Regions from separate parts of the Homo sapiens genome. Here regions 2 and 3 are each linked to region 1. A link is a contact called in ENCODE Hi-C or POLR2A ChIA-PET data. All regions are on one chromosome and are shown on one strand. The core of a region is the stretch at or near the end of the contact, and the rest is flanking DNA. Distances in the headings are between cores, read along the strand shown. Region 1 holds the start of ZBED9-AS1 (ZBED9 antisense RNA 1). Region 2 holds the start of H3C11 (H3 clustered histone 11). Region 3 holds the start of H2AC17 (H2A clustered histone 17).

Region 1 (4,114 bases), core at 788-3,287:
CAAAGTCCAGAGTGCTAACCATTACACCATGGGACCAACCACAAGGGTACAGTAGGTAAGTATAGTCGTGGTTAAATACCTCCTTGATAATAAACTTTCTAGTTCCGATCCGAAAGAGTTAGGTCAGGCTTCAGTGAGACTCACGCTGACAGGAAAGCTGACGCTTTGCTGCTGAAGAAGGAGTAACTGTCAAAATAAAATTCAGGGAGATCTCTTCACTCTTTCCTGCGCTTTTGTTGGGAGCATAAATTAGCTTCCAGAAATCAACCGGGGCAGATTTGTGAGGTCTGAAACTTAACAATTTAGAAAGTCCTCTTTAAGAAAAAGAACAGCTGTTATCAACATAAAATTATGGGTACTCTAAGGCCTGTATGATGTATCTGAGGATAAGCTGGAGTAGGGAGAGGAAGCTGTCTTAACTAATTTTCACTATACTAGCATACTTTTGCAAATCTTACAAAATATGTTTCATACAGAGCAACCTCTTCCCAAGGCCTTGGAAAGCACAGCGCAAGGAAAGGATCTTAACACACTTTAGCGAGACTCACGATAAACATCCCTCTGGGGTGCAGATCTTTTAGCAATATCTATCAAAATAGTCTCTTCTACAGCCACTAAAAAGAATGGGATAGACATGTAACACATGTTGGCTTGGCAGTTTCTGGGGGAGGATTTAAGTTTAAAACAAACCAAAAAAGCCCAGTAACTTGGTGAATTGTAGTCTAGTATGATTTAAGTTTTGCAAATTATAATGAGTTATAATTGTGACTCAGTTATATTTGTACATAATAATATTGTACTCAATTTTGTATGTACATTTTAAAAATAGGTTGGAGGTACATACAACAAACTCGGCATCAATTTTTCTGAGGAATGGAACTGAGGATGAAGAAACTTCACTTCTTGCCACGTTGACTTTTTAAATATTTGACTTTTTTTATAAGTGTCTATCACTGTTGTAGTAATTAACAAATGCAAATCTACAAAACAAAACAAACAAAACAGTAAGGCTCGTCAGTAAAGGACTTAGAAGTCATGCTTACTCCATGTTAACTGCCTACTGTGCTCAGCATGGCAGAGATCACTGCCTTGCAGAATGAGAAAAAGGTAGTAGAATCCCTGATTGCAAAGGATAGTTAGGGGGGGAAACAAAAGATAAGTTCAGCACGTTAAAAGTGACTGGGAAAATGATCTTTTCAGGGTTGGATGACACAGGCACACAGACAAAAATTTTATACAGAATTTTACTCAAGACCATTCACGGACTCTAAGCGTAAGATTTCTTTTTTATTTAGAGATTTCTAAAAGAGATGTTCTGATTATTCAAAGACTCTCTACTCAGAAATGCCAAAATGTGAGAAATCAACATGAGGACCACAGCAGAAGGAAACAGAGAATGGAGAAGGGAACCAGGCAGCAATTCAACAAATATTCCTTGGGCATCTCTGCGCTACCAGAGGTATGGAGGAACCCAGTGACTGCTTGAAAAGAATGTTCTGGTTACTCCACTCCAGTGATTCGCTAGGCGCTGATCAGCCGTCCAGATTTTGTTAGATTTCTGGGACCAGTTTCCCACAGTTGTTTAGTCACGGCTCTGTGCTCCGTGACTAAACAACTGAGGCTCATTCTCGGTGGTCTTGGTTTTCTAATCCGTAAAATGGAAACAATGGACTAACTCTTACATTTCTTTTTAAGTCTGATTTAGGGTGAAAGGGAAAGGTGAAAGTGGCCCGAAATTAACGAGGAAAGGCGGGGGACGATCCTACAGATTCGCTGACGTGGTAGTCCTTAGGGATGCTCCTCTCCATTTTGTTTCAGGTCGCTGCGGTGAGCACCACGGGTCTGAGTGCCAGCGATGGTTTATCACGGTGACAGGAAAACACAGACCAGCAGCATCTACTCCAGCACTACTCACACTGTGGAACTCTTTTCACCGTGATGCCAGATAACTAGGTAATTCCGGAGTTAATTCTCCGTCGTTTCCAGAGTACTTGCCTCCCCAGAATTACTGGTACCGTAGGTGTTTGCACAACCAGTGAGAAGACGGCACCACCTGGAATCCTAGAGCGGACCGGAAGTGAGCGTGGCTCACCGGGCCCGGCCGGAACCTACGGGCACAGCTGCGGGTGTGTCTGCGGAACCTCCACCTGAGCTGTAGAGTGTTTCCCTCGACCCACTAGTCTGGGTTCCACAGGGTCTGAGCTCCTCAGAGGTGGGAGCTGCGGCCGAGGGAAGGGTGCATGTGCGCGGCGACAATCGGGCCTCTTCCCCAGGCAGCTTGTGAGCCCCTCTCCCTCTCCGCCCTCGCCCAGGCTGCTCCGATCTTCGTTTCCTTGCCTAGGCTCATACACCCAGGCTTTATTTAGGGCCAAAGTATCCGTCATAACCTCGGTTTTCTGTCTCGCAAGTATCTTGCCGCTCAATTTGTGACCCTGAAGCTTTAGTGAGTCGCTCTGTGCTCACTATTTCTGGTCTTTTCAGAGGATGGCTTCACTTTCAATGGAATTGCCCGAGTAACTGCCCTGTGTTGTCACGTAAACAAGTCCTTTTAAACTGAGTCTGTAGTTGTCCTGTGTTGAGTGTTTTCTTATATCAAAAACTTTCCTGACCAAGAACAAAAAAGGAGCTCAAGTAAAATCACCCATTTGCCTAGACCCCAACTGGAGAGAACCTTTGCCTGAGCTGTCTAAGCTCGGGATGGAAGCAGTCTCTAGGGTCTTCCCAGCCTTGGCTGGCCAGGCTCCAGAAGAACAAGGGGAGATTATCAAAGTAAAGGTTAAAGAAGAAGACCACACTTGGGATCAGGAATCAGCCCTACGTAGGAATTTGTCTTATACCAGGGAACTCTCTCGTCAGCGCTTCAGGCAGTTCTGCTATCAGGAGACACCTGGGCCCAGGGAGGCTCTGAGTCAACTGCGGGAACTTTGCCGTCAGTGGCTGAACCCAGAGATACATACCAAGGAGCAGATCCTGGAATTGTTGGTGCTGGAGCAGTTCCTGACCATCCTGCCTGAGGAGCTCCAGTCTTGGGTGCGGGAGCATAATCCTGAGAGTGGAGAAGAGGTGGTGACTTTGCTGGAAGATTTGGAGAGGGAGCTTGATGAACCTAGACAGCAGGTGAGAAATTGGAGGTGCCATCTTCTGTGGAGAATTTGGGTGCATGGATCCAGAATGGAGTAATGGGAGTAATTTCGCGCTGGTGGTTGGAAACCCTGGTTTGGGGCATTATTTCTTATTTGATCACTGGTGTAGATGAATAGATGCGTGCATATGAGATAACAGTTTTTGTGTATGATACAAATAATTAAATGATTTAACCAAATGGAAAAGCTTGATCTATTTTTTACCAGTAGAAAATATATTTTATGTAGTGACTATGAGATTAAAGAAATATACAATAGTAAATTTTTTTTAAAAAATTACTGTCTTTTGAAGCTATCTAGGCTCTGTTACTAATTAGCTGTGTAACCTTGGGCATATTACACCTTCTCTGGGACATTAATGTCTTCATCTGTACAATGAAAATACTAATTGCATGATTTCCTTGGTTCTTTTCAGTATCTAGAGTTGGTATGTAAAATGTTTTGAGCTCAAAATTATTTTTAGAAGAATTTTAAAAGCTTTTTGCCATTACAGTGGAGTTGTTTCTAAAGGAGTATATTTGCCTTCTTTGACAGTAATTTTAGAACATTGTGGATATTGCCAGACATTCTTATATTTTTTAGTGATACTATTCATACATTTATCTGAACTCTTTCAGAATGTGAACCCTTTATGTATACAGTCTGATCTGTTAAAAACGCATGTTTCTGGAATGCAAAATCTTTTAAAATGAGGTCAGTATGCCAGAAATGAGTCAGTATAATGCTGAAATTGTGTAAGCTCATGTATGAGTTTTCCCAGCAAGTTGATGTTTGGGGCCACCAGGTGGGAGTAGCTGAATTCAGAGTATCTGATGTAGCTGAGCACAGCAAGTCCTGAATACATACAGTACTGTACATAATTCCCATTTGCCCCCACATCCTTCCTCTGGCTGTCTTGGAAGCACTTATTTACATTGTTCCCTCCCATCTTTGTGTATTTTTTGCTAAAGTTTTTTGTATTCCAGAAAAGG
Region 2 (4,114 bases), core at 860-3,359, 720 kb after region 1:
ATCTTAGCCAGGCTGGTCTCGAACTCCTGACCTTGTGATCCACATGCATCGGCCTCCCTTCTGGCTGGGATTACAGGCGTGAGCCACCGCGTCCGGCCATTTGAAACTCTTTTTCTTGGAATAAAGTCATCCTCGGTCTTTTCCTCCTGCACTTTATTTGTAAATGTAAAAGACAGGGTTTCTGGGCACAGCTGATTTCCTAGTTCAACAGAAAAGAGGAACATGAGGGAGCTCAAGCGGCACCTTCACAATTCTAAGGAAATACAGGGTAAAAGCCACCTTTCTTTCTCAAACAGCTTCCTGAAGTGTTTCTAGGTGGAATGAGGAAAAAAAAATAGAAAGTTCTTGCCCCAAAAATGTGGTTGGCGAGGGAGAGAAAGGAACAGAAAGGACAGCTACAGAAAGAGTAAAATATAAGGAAAAGAATAGAGAACCAAATTTGAGAAAGGTGAGGAATCCCACCTTGGAGCTATCATCAGGCGTCGTCTTTTGCAGTCAGCCACTCCATAGGCTGATCACTTCGAGTTTGTACGGAAGCAGTTTCTACACGCTATTTCACAAATGCCCGAAACGACTGTGATTACCCCTCTAGAGATGGCGCCATTTGATTCCAGCAGCCACAAAGCACTAGAACAATCGATGCTAAGAGGTGACAGGAAAAACAGGCTGCAAAGACCCAGACAATGGAATGCAGCGGTGGTCAGCCTAAAACACTGTAGAAGGGCAAGATGAGCTGAGTAATTTTTAACTGGGCATCATTTTTAGAAACTGGAGTTTAAGTACCCCCTTTTCCATTTTTTCCTGAAGTCGTGGGCAGGGCGCAAGGTCTGTGAATCGGCCGACCGGATGCAGCTGGTGTGGAGAGTTCCCAATCAGGTCCGATTTATTACTATATAAAGTACTGCTGCGAGGCTTGCCGTGTTGCATTTTGTTTAGTACAAGACATGTCTGGGCGCGGCAAAGGCGGGAAGGGTCTGGGCAAAGGAGGCGCTAAGCGCCACCGCAAAGTTCTGCGCGACAACATTCAGGGCATCACCAAGCCCGCCATCCGACGCCTGGCACGGCGTGGAGGCGTTAAGCGCATCTCAGGCCTTATATACGAGGAGACACGCGGAGTTCTTAAAGTGTTTTTGGAGAATGTAATCCGCGATGCAGTTACCTACACGGAGCACGCCAAACGCAAGACAGTCACAGCCATGGACGTGGTTTACGCGCTCAAGCGCCAGGGCCGCACCCTGTATGGCTTTGGCGGCTGAGTGTTTTACTTACTTACACGGTTCCTCAAAGGCCCTTCTCAGGGCCACCCATGAAGTCTGTGAAAGAGCTGTAGACTAAAGATAGTTAATTTCTTAAGAACACTTAAACGTATGGCAGTTTTGGCAAATTAGCGATTCCACATAAGCAGTCGCTGAAGTTTGAGGTTCGGTGCCCCTTTCAGCATTACTTAGTGGTTAAAAGTGCCGGCTTCTCTGATACACGGCCAAATCTATAACGCCTCTCTGGTTTTTGCAAAAGTCATAATGAAACAGCCGGTCTCATTTATCTTGTATCGATTACTTTACCGCTACCAATGCGAGGGCTGTGTAACTATGACACTGTGGTCCGCAACGCCCAAAATGTTTTAATATCGCCCTTTACAGAAAAAGTCGGCCAACTTCTAAAACATTAAGTACGTTTAAATTTGAGAAATACTGGCATACCACAACGCTCGAATTTCATATCCCCTTCAATGCCTCCATTTACAAATTTACTCTAGTTTCACTTTTCCTTTACGTTCTTTAACTTTTTGTCAAATCAGTAATGACACCTCGTAATTAAAATAGTGCAAGGCAAGTTTAGATTTATCAAGCTTATATTTAAACAGGATTTTGATGCATGAAAAATCCTAGACTTTTGGGGGATTTTTTTTTGTTTCCGTTTTTGTTTTTCTTTAGCTAGCAAAACCATTTTACGTTTCTTGACCCAAAACAGAGGCGGAATGTCTCCCTTTCACTAGCAGATTAAACTGGGAGCCAATTCCGTGTGTGAGACGTGGCATGGCACAGTCTACTGTCCAATCAGAACGCGAGGGCAGCTATAAATACCGGGATGATCAGTTTTTTTCTCTCATTTGTGTTGAGTAGGTACGTCTACTTAGCCATGGCACGAACAAAGCAAACAGCTCGCAAGTCCACCGGCGGCAAAGCGCCGCGCAAGCAGCTGGCCACCAAGGCGGCTCGCAAGAGCGCTCCGGCCACCGGTGGCGTCAAGAAGCCCCACCGCTACCGCCCCGGCACCGTGGCCCTGCGCGAGATCCGCCGCTACCAGAAGTCGACCGAGCTGCTAATCCGGAAGCTACCTTTTCAGCGCTTGGTACGGGAGATCGCACAGGACTTTAAGACCGATCTGCGCTTCCAGAGCTCGGCGGTGATGGCGCTGCAGGAGGCTTGCGAGGCCTACCTGGTGGGGCTATTTGAGGATACCAACCTGTGCGCCATTCACGCCAAACGCGTCACTATTATGCCTAAAGACATCCAGCTTGCGCGCCGCATCCGAGGGGAGAGGGCATAAATATTCCTATCAGCCCAAGAAGTCTGTCCAACCCCAAAAGGCTCTTTTCAGAGCCCCTCAATTGTCACCAAAAGGAAGCTGTAGCTTTTGAGACGTGTCTTAGCTCCATGTTAAATACAAGCTGTGGACAAAACGTGGTAGTGGCCCAACACACTATAATGCAGGAGTCAGGTCACAGGCTGTTGGTATGCTAAATCAATTTCACATACAGAACCTGTTCCTACTGATAAGGATTATCACTCAAAAAAGACATGTCATGGGGTCAATTTTACAGATGAAGTTTAGTTTTGAAAAGTATTCCTGTTTTTATCCTTGAGGAATGTGTCTCCTGCGTATCTACCTGCCCCTACTGAAGGGAACAAGTAGCACAATGAGTGTCCACAGGCTCTGGTGAGGCCGAGGCAGGCGGATCACAAGGTCAGGAGATCAAGACCATCCTGGCTAACACGGTGAAACCCCCCTGTCCACTAAAAAAAAGACTGCCGGCCGTGGTGGCACGCGCCTGTAGTCCCAGCTACTCGGGAGGCTGAGGCAGGAGGATCGCTTGAACCTGGCAGGCAGAGGTTGCAGTGAGCCGAGATCGCGCCACTGCCCTCCAGCCTGGGCTACAGAGCGAGACTCCGCCTCAAAAATACAAAAAACAACAGGCTCTAAAAACTACACACATGAGAGTGGAACAATAGACAATAAGGACTCAGAAGGGAGGAAAGAATGAATGATAAGTTACTTAATTGGTACAATGTAAGCTATTTAGCTCTTGTATAGCCCATGTAACTTGACCACCTTGGAGCATATGCACATAACAAAGTTGCCATCGTACCCCATGCAAGTAACAGTTTTGACAAAAAGCTCGACACTTTTGTTCTGTTTCAATGTAATGTTTAGCAAGCCATGTGTTAGGTAGTGGGCCTCTGAGGAGGGATACTTTAACCTACTGCATGCTGTCATCTATGAAATGAACTTCTAGCTCTAAGTGGACCTTAAAAAATATTTTCCTGTCATTTCACCATATGCTTGTCATAGACTGTGGAGTTGGATTTTCATGAGATTTTTTCTTTCTTTTTTTTTTTCAGAGAGAATCAGTCTGGGTATTAAACTTCAAGTGGTATTTTAAAGCTCTTCCTGGTTTCTAACCAAACTTTTCCATTATTTCCAGCTGTTTTAGAGTTTCCTCATGTGCTCTACATATGTGACTATCATGACCTCATTTTGCTCTTAAACTTTTTGAAGCACACATCTTGACCTAGGAGATATCTGGCAGAGATGTGAAGGCAATTTTTCTCCCTAGTGCTCTCAGCCAGCTCAGCCTCATATCTGTGCCTTCCTTTCTCATATTGGATTCACTCTTGCAAAGAGGCATGTATCCCAGCAACTGGTGCAGCGGTGTCCGATCTTTTGTCTTCCCTGGGCCACGTTGGAAGAAGAATTGTCTTGGGCCACACCTAAAATACAGGATCACTAAAGATAGCTGACGAAAGAAAACAAAGGAAGGAAGGAAGGAAGGGAGGAAGGAAGGAAAAAGGAAGGGCGCAGTGGCTCACATCTGTAATCCCAGCACTTTGCA
Region 3 (4,114 bases), core at 1,192-3,691, 690 kb after region 1:
GTTCTCTCAAGGACGCGGGATGGGCAGGGAGAAACGAATCTCGAAAAAGAGAGCGAAGAGGAATGAAAGGAGGGGGCAAATGTGATGCCAAGTTAAAGAACATGATGAAATCAGGGGACTGCTCTCCAAGTAACTTAGCTTGTCGATAAGCTCTGTCGCCAAGCCCGAGGCACCAAACTTTAATGACAAGGTACGGGGACTGGGGAAGAGAACATTTTAGGGAAGTGAACGGCAAATCCTACAATGTATTTTGAACGACCCACTAACCAATTGGCATAATTCGGGGCTGTTTGTCACCTGTGACAGAGACGAGACTATTCGTCCGAGATAGCCTTCCACCCATAGCTGCAAAGGAAGTGACGTCAGGAAAATAAAGGAAAAGTTAAGGGGTGATTTTAAAGCCTGGAGTGGAATTGTGGAGGGGCTTGCTATTTTGCTGCTAAAGATTTACAATAGAAGTAATTTATTGAAGAGGGGATAACGCAGTGGCAGAGGATGCAATGCTATGAGAATTCAGGCACTGTTGAGAAGAGGGGATCATGCCTTGAAAAGTCTCCACTCCCTTGTACTCGCACGCTCTTGGTTTACCTCCTATTTCTGTGATCTCTTCTGGGGTCCGCTTCTCTTTAAACGCGGGGTTCTCCAACTTCTATCTCAGGATTCCTAATCATGGACTTTAAAATCCCAGCCTGAACGCTGCCCCCGCCCCAGCTAATCCTGGCACACCTCCCTCCCCAAGGCCAACTGATTAACATTGCAAAAAAGCGGCTTTCCCAAGTTGCCAGGTTCTTTGTTCAACATTTTATCCTAAAGGAGCTTCCTTAGCCTTTAATGTTTCCCGTCCCGCTTTGACACCAATAATTTCAACCCACCCTAACATATCTGCAGCGATGCCAGACGAGATGCCTATTCTCTAAAGTGTATGGAAAATGGACACCGGTAAGTCAATGTCACCCAGGATCCGTACAACTGCAGTAAGAGGGACGGTTAATTCACAGCTTCCAGCTCTTGGCGCCAGAGTCCGATGCACTCCTGCAGATAACGGTCATTTCCATTCCGGGAGAACCTCTTCGAAAAACAACCCGGATGAGACTATCTGGCAAATTGCAGCCCTTGGCGGGCTTTTCAAATAGAGCGTTGACCAATCAAAGAAGGGGGACGTTACAGGCACTGAAAGAATAACCCGGCCGCGCGCGATGGCTCACGCCTGATATCCCAACATTTTGGGAGGCCGAGATGGGTGGATCACGAAGTCAGGAGTTCGAGACTAGCCTGGTCAAGACGGTAAAACTCCGTCTCTACTAAAAATGCAATAATTAGTCGGGCACGGTGGCGGGCGCCTGTAATCCCAGCTACTTAGGAGGCCGAAGCAGAATTGGTTGAACCCGGGAGACGGAGCTTACAGTGAGCCGAGATCGCGGCACTGCACTCTATCCTGGGCGACAGAGCCAAGACTCCATTTAAAAAAAAAAAAAAAAAACAACACAAAAGGAAAGAGTAACCGAAAACCGAAAGCAAACTTGTAATTATAGCTTAAAGCACAACTGCAAGCCTTTTTCCCCAAGGGTATCTAAGAACCCAAGCTAAATTTGTCTGATGGAGCGTCTATACTCACACGCAAAAAGCCTAGGGAGCTTAGCTTACCTTTTCCCGCCGTCTTCCCTCCTAATGGAGGCCGGCCGGAGTCCACCCAAAAGACTACAAGCAAAATGCACAGGCTCTTTCTCTGGAAGCGTGAGTGGCTCTGAAAAGAGCCTTTGGATTGCTGGCAGCTGCGAGAGCTCACTTGGAGCTGGTGTACTTGGTGACGGCCTTTGTGCCCTCGGACACGGCGTGCTTGGCCAGCTCCCCGGGCAGCAGCAGGCGCACGGCCGTCTGGATCTCCCTGGAGGTGATGGTCGAGCGCTTGTTGTAATGCGCCAGGCGGGAAGCCTCGCCAGCGATGCGCTCAAAGATGTCATTGACGAAGGAGTTCATGATGCCCATGGCCTTCGATGAGATGCCGGTGTCGGGGTGGACTTGCTTCAGCACCTTGTACACGTAGATAGAGTAACTCTCTTTGCGGCTGCGCTTGCGCTTCTTGCCGTCCTTTTTCTGGGCCTTGGTTACGGCTTTCTTGGAGCCCTTTTTGGGGGCAGGAGCAGATTTAGCCGGGTCGGGCATGGCGGAGGAGAGTGAAAGAGCACTCAAATAACAAGAATGAGGACAAGCTGGGTTATGCCCTATTTATTTACAAGTCTATATGCAGATGAGATTGAGAAATTCTTCTGTCTGATTGGAAGTTACTCAGATGACGTTAATATCAATATAGTCCAATCAAAACACGTATATTCAGAAAGCTCATTTGCATTAAGAGGAAGCTGCAAGCTTAGCCAATGGCCCAGCTTCTTTTTCGCGCCCAGCAGCTGCTATAAAATGCGCGTCCCTGTAGGTTCCTTTCACTCACTTTCTGACTTAGGCCACAGGTCGTTTTACCATGTCTGGACGTGGCAAGCAGGGCGGCAAGGCTCGCGCCAAGGCCAAAACCCGCTCCTCTAGAGCTGGGCTCCAATTTCCTGTAGGACGAGTGCACCGCCTGCTCCGCAAGGGCAACTACGCTGAGCGGGTCGGGGCCGGCGCGCCGGTTTACCTGGCGGCGGTGCTGGAGTACCTAACTGCCGAGATCCTGGAGCTGGCGGGCAACGCAGCCCGCGACAACAAAAAGACCCGCATCATCCCGCGCCACTTGCAGCTGGCCATCCGCAACGACGAGGAGCTCAACAAGCTGCTTGGTAAAGTTACCATCGCTCAGGGCGGTGTTCTGCCTAACATCCAGGCCGTACTGCTCCCCAAGAAGACTGAGAGCCACCACAAAGCTAAGGGCAAGTAAGGGCTGAACTTTAAAAATGTAAACTTACAAGACAAAAGGCTCTTTTCAGAGCCACCCACCATTTCTACGGAAGAACTGAGCACTCTGTTCTCCAAACCTATCAGAAATTTGTGGCCGAGTTCAAGCACTGAGGCCATTACTTTCCTATTGGGTAAAATAAAAGTATTGAATCAGGCCTAGTAAATACTATCCAACTGCTACCTTATAACATGAAGGAACCTCCTTAATTGTCCCCTCCCCACAAACTGTCCTGGGTCTTTAAAAAACTTGGGGCCGGGCGCGGTGGTTTATGCGTCCTTAGCATTTTGGGAAACTGAGGCAGGTGGGTGGGGAGGGGAGAAATCTCTAGGGACCTGGAGTTCGAGACCACCCTGATAACGAGACCCCTGCCTCTTAAAAAAAAAATGACTGGGCGCGGTGGCTCACGCCTGTAATCCCAGCACTTTGGGAGGCCGAGGAGGGTGTATCACAAGGTCAAGAGATCGAGACCACCCAGGCAAACATGGTGAAACCCTGTCCCTACTAAAAACACAAAAATTAGCCGGGCGTGGTGGCGAGCGCTACTAAGGAGACAGGCAGGAGAATCGCTTGAACCCAGGAGGCAGAGGTTGCAGTGAGCCGAGATCACGCCACTGCACTCCAGCCTGGGCGACAGAGCGAGACTCCATCTAAAAAAAAGAAAGAAAAAAAATACCAGGCGCGAGGCCCTCGCCTGTATTTGGCGGACTGACAGCAGAAGGAACACTTGAGTCCCAGGAATTTGAGATTTCAGTGAGCCATGACCTCGCCACTGCACTCCAGCCTGGGTGACAAAGCGAGACCCCGTCTCAAAAAAAGAAAAACAAAACCCAAACAAAAGTATTTCTGGTGATCATTTGCTCCTGTGAATATAATAAATGTTAAACTAACCTTTTTGTTGTCTTTATGGGTCTTTATCAATACCAGAACCTGGTAGTTCTTTGATCAACTAAAATCTCCATCCTAATAAAATGCTGTTGTCAGAACTACCCAGATTCACTGGCAAAAATCTAATCACTGACCCAAACCTGTAATTCCGCGCATGCTAATGAAATTAAGCAATAATTTACATAATTAATCCAATCAGCCATTGGATTGCATTAAACTCAGTTAATGAAGAGGTCAGATACCATTTATTGGTATCATTTAGTCAAGCACCTATCAAACTCCTTCCCCACACCACACTGGACAAAACTAAAGTTTTGGTGTTTTAGAGAATGTGCCAGC

Evidence for each region. Hi-C counts contacts between places; a loop is a spot of excess contacts on that map. ChIA-PET counts read pairs that join two places held with the same protein, here RNA polymerase II (POLR2A). Pooled maps may share reads with other maps.
Region 2: POLR2A ChIA-PET joins it to region 1 with 10 read pairs in WTC11. The contact joins the promoter of H3C11 here to the promoter of ZBED9-AS1 in region 1. POLR2A ChIA-PET finds 5 or more read pairs at or near these places in 3 of 52 experiments (A673, H1 and WTC11).
Region 3: a loop to region 1 is called in a map of HepG2, with 7 times the contacts of the local background. The contact joins the promoter of H2AC17 here to the promoter of ZBED9-AS1 in region 1. A Hi-C loop is called at or near these places in 3 of 168 maps with a recorded cell type or tissue (HepG2, MCF 10A and endothelial cell of umbilical vein), 3 of 37 single-sample maps with no recorded cell type and 8 of 50 pooled maps. POLR2A ChIA-PET finds 5 or more read pairs at or near these places in 3 of 52 experiments (A549, A673 and Panc1).

What each region holds. Positions count from the first base shown.
Region 1 is chr6:28,585,301-28,589,414 of GRCh38, reverse strand. ZBED9-AS1 (ZBED9 antisense RNA 1) reads right to left here and starts at 2,037. Exons shown (of 2, transcript NR_186619.1): 1 at 1,683-2,037; 2 at 1-186. It overlaps SCAND3 (SCAN domain containing 3), which reads left to right and starts at 2,117. Exons shown (of 4, transcript NM_052923.2): 1 at 2,117-3,117. The coding sequence starts at 2,698. It overlaps TRQ-TTG2-1 (tRNA-Gln (anticodon TTG) 2-1), which reads right to left and starts at 36; the gene lies at 1-36. RefSeq lists enhancers at 1-129, 1,621-2,497.
Region 2 is chr6:27,870,341-27,874,454 of GRCh38, reverse strand. It overlaps H3C11 (H3 clustered histone 11), which reads left to right and starts at 2,109. Exons shown (of 1, transcript NM_003533.3): 1 at 2,109-2,610. The coding sequence starts at 2,140. The coding sequence ends at 2,550. H4C13 (H4 clustered histone 13) reads left to right here and starts at 921. Exons shown (of 1, transcript NM_003546.3): 1 at 921-1,307. The coding sequence starts at 945. The coding sequence ends at 1,256. RefSeq lists enhancers at 641-690, 771-940, 1,241-1,290, 722-1,359, 3,275-3,912 and 1 more.
Region 3 is chr6:27,891,512-27,895,625 of GRCh38, reverse strand. H2AC17 (H2A clustered histone 17) reads left to right here and starts at 2,441. Exons shown (of 1, transcript NM_003514.2): 1 at 2,441-2,927. The coding sequence starts at 2,477. The coding sequence ends at 2,869. It overlaps H2BC17 (H2B clustered histone 17), which reads right to left and starts at 2,201. Exons shown (of 1, transcript NM_003527.4): 1 at 1,735-2,201. The coding sequence starts at 2,163. The coding sequence ends at 1,783. RefSeq lists a cis regulatory region at 1-102 and enhancers at 1,438-1,577, 1,968-2,207, 2,228-2,771, 3,118-3,167, 2,772-3,315 and 1 more.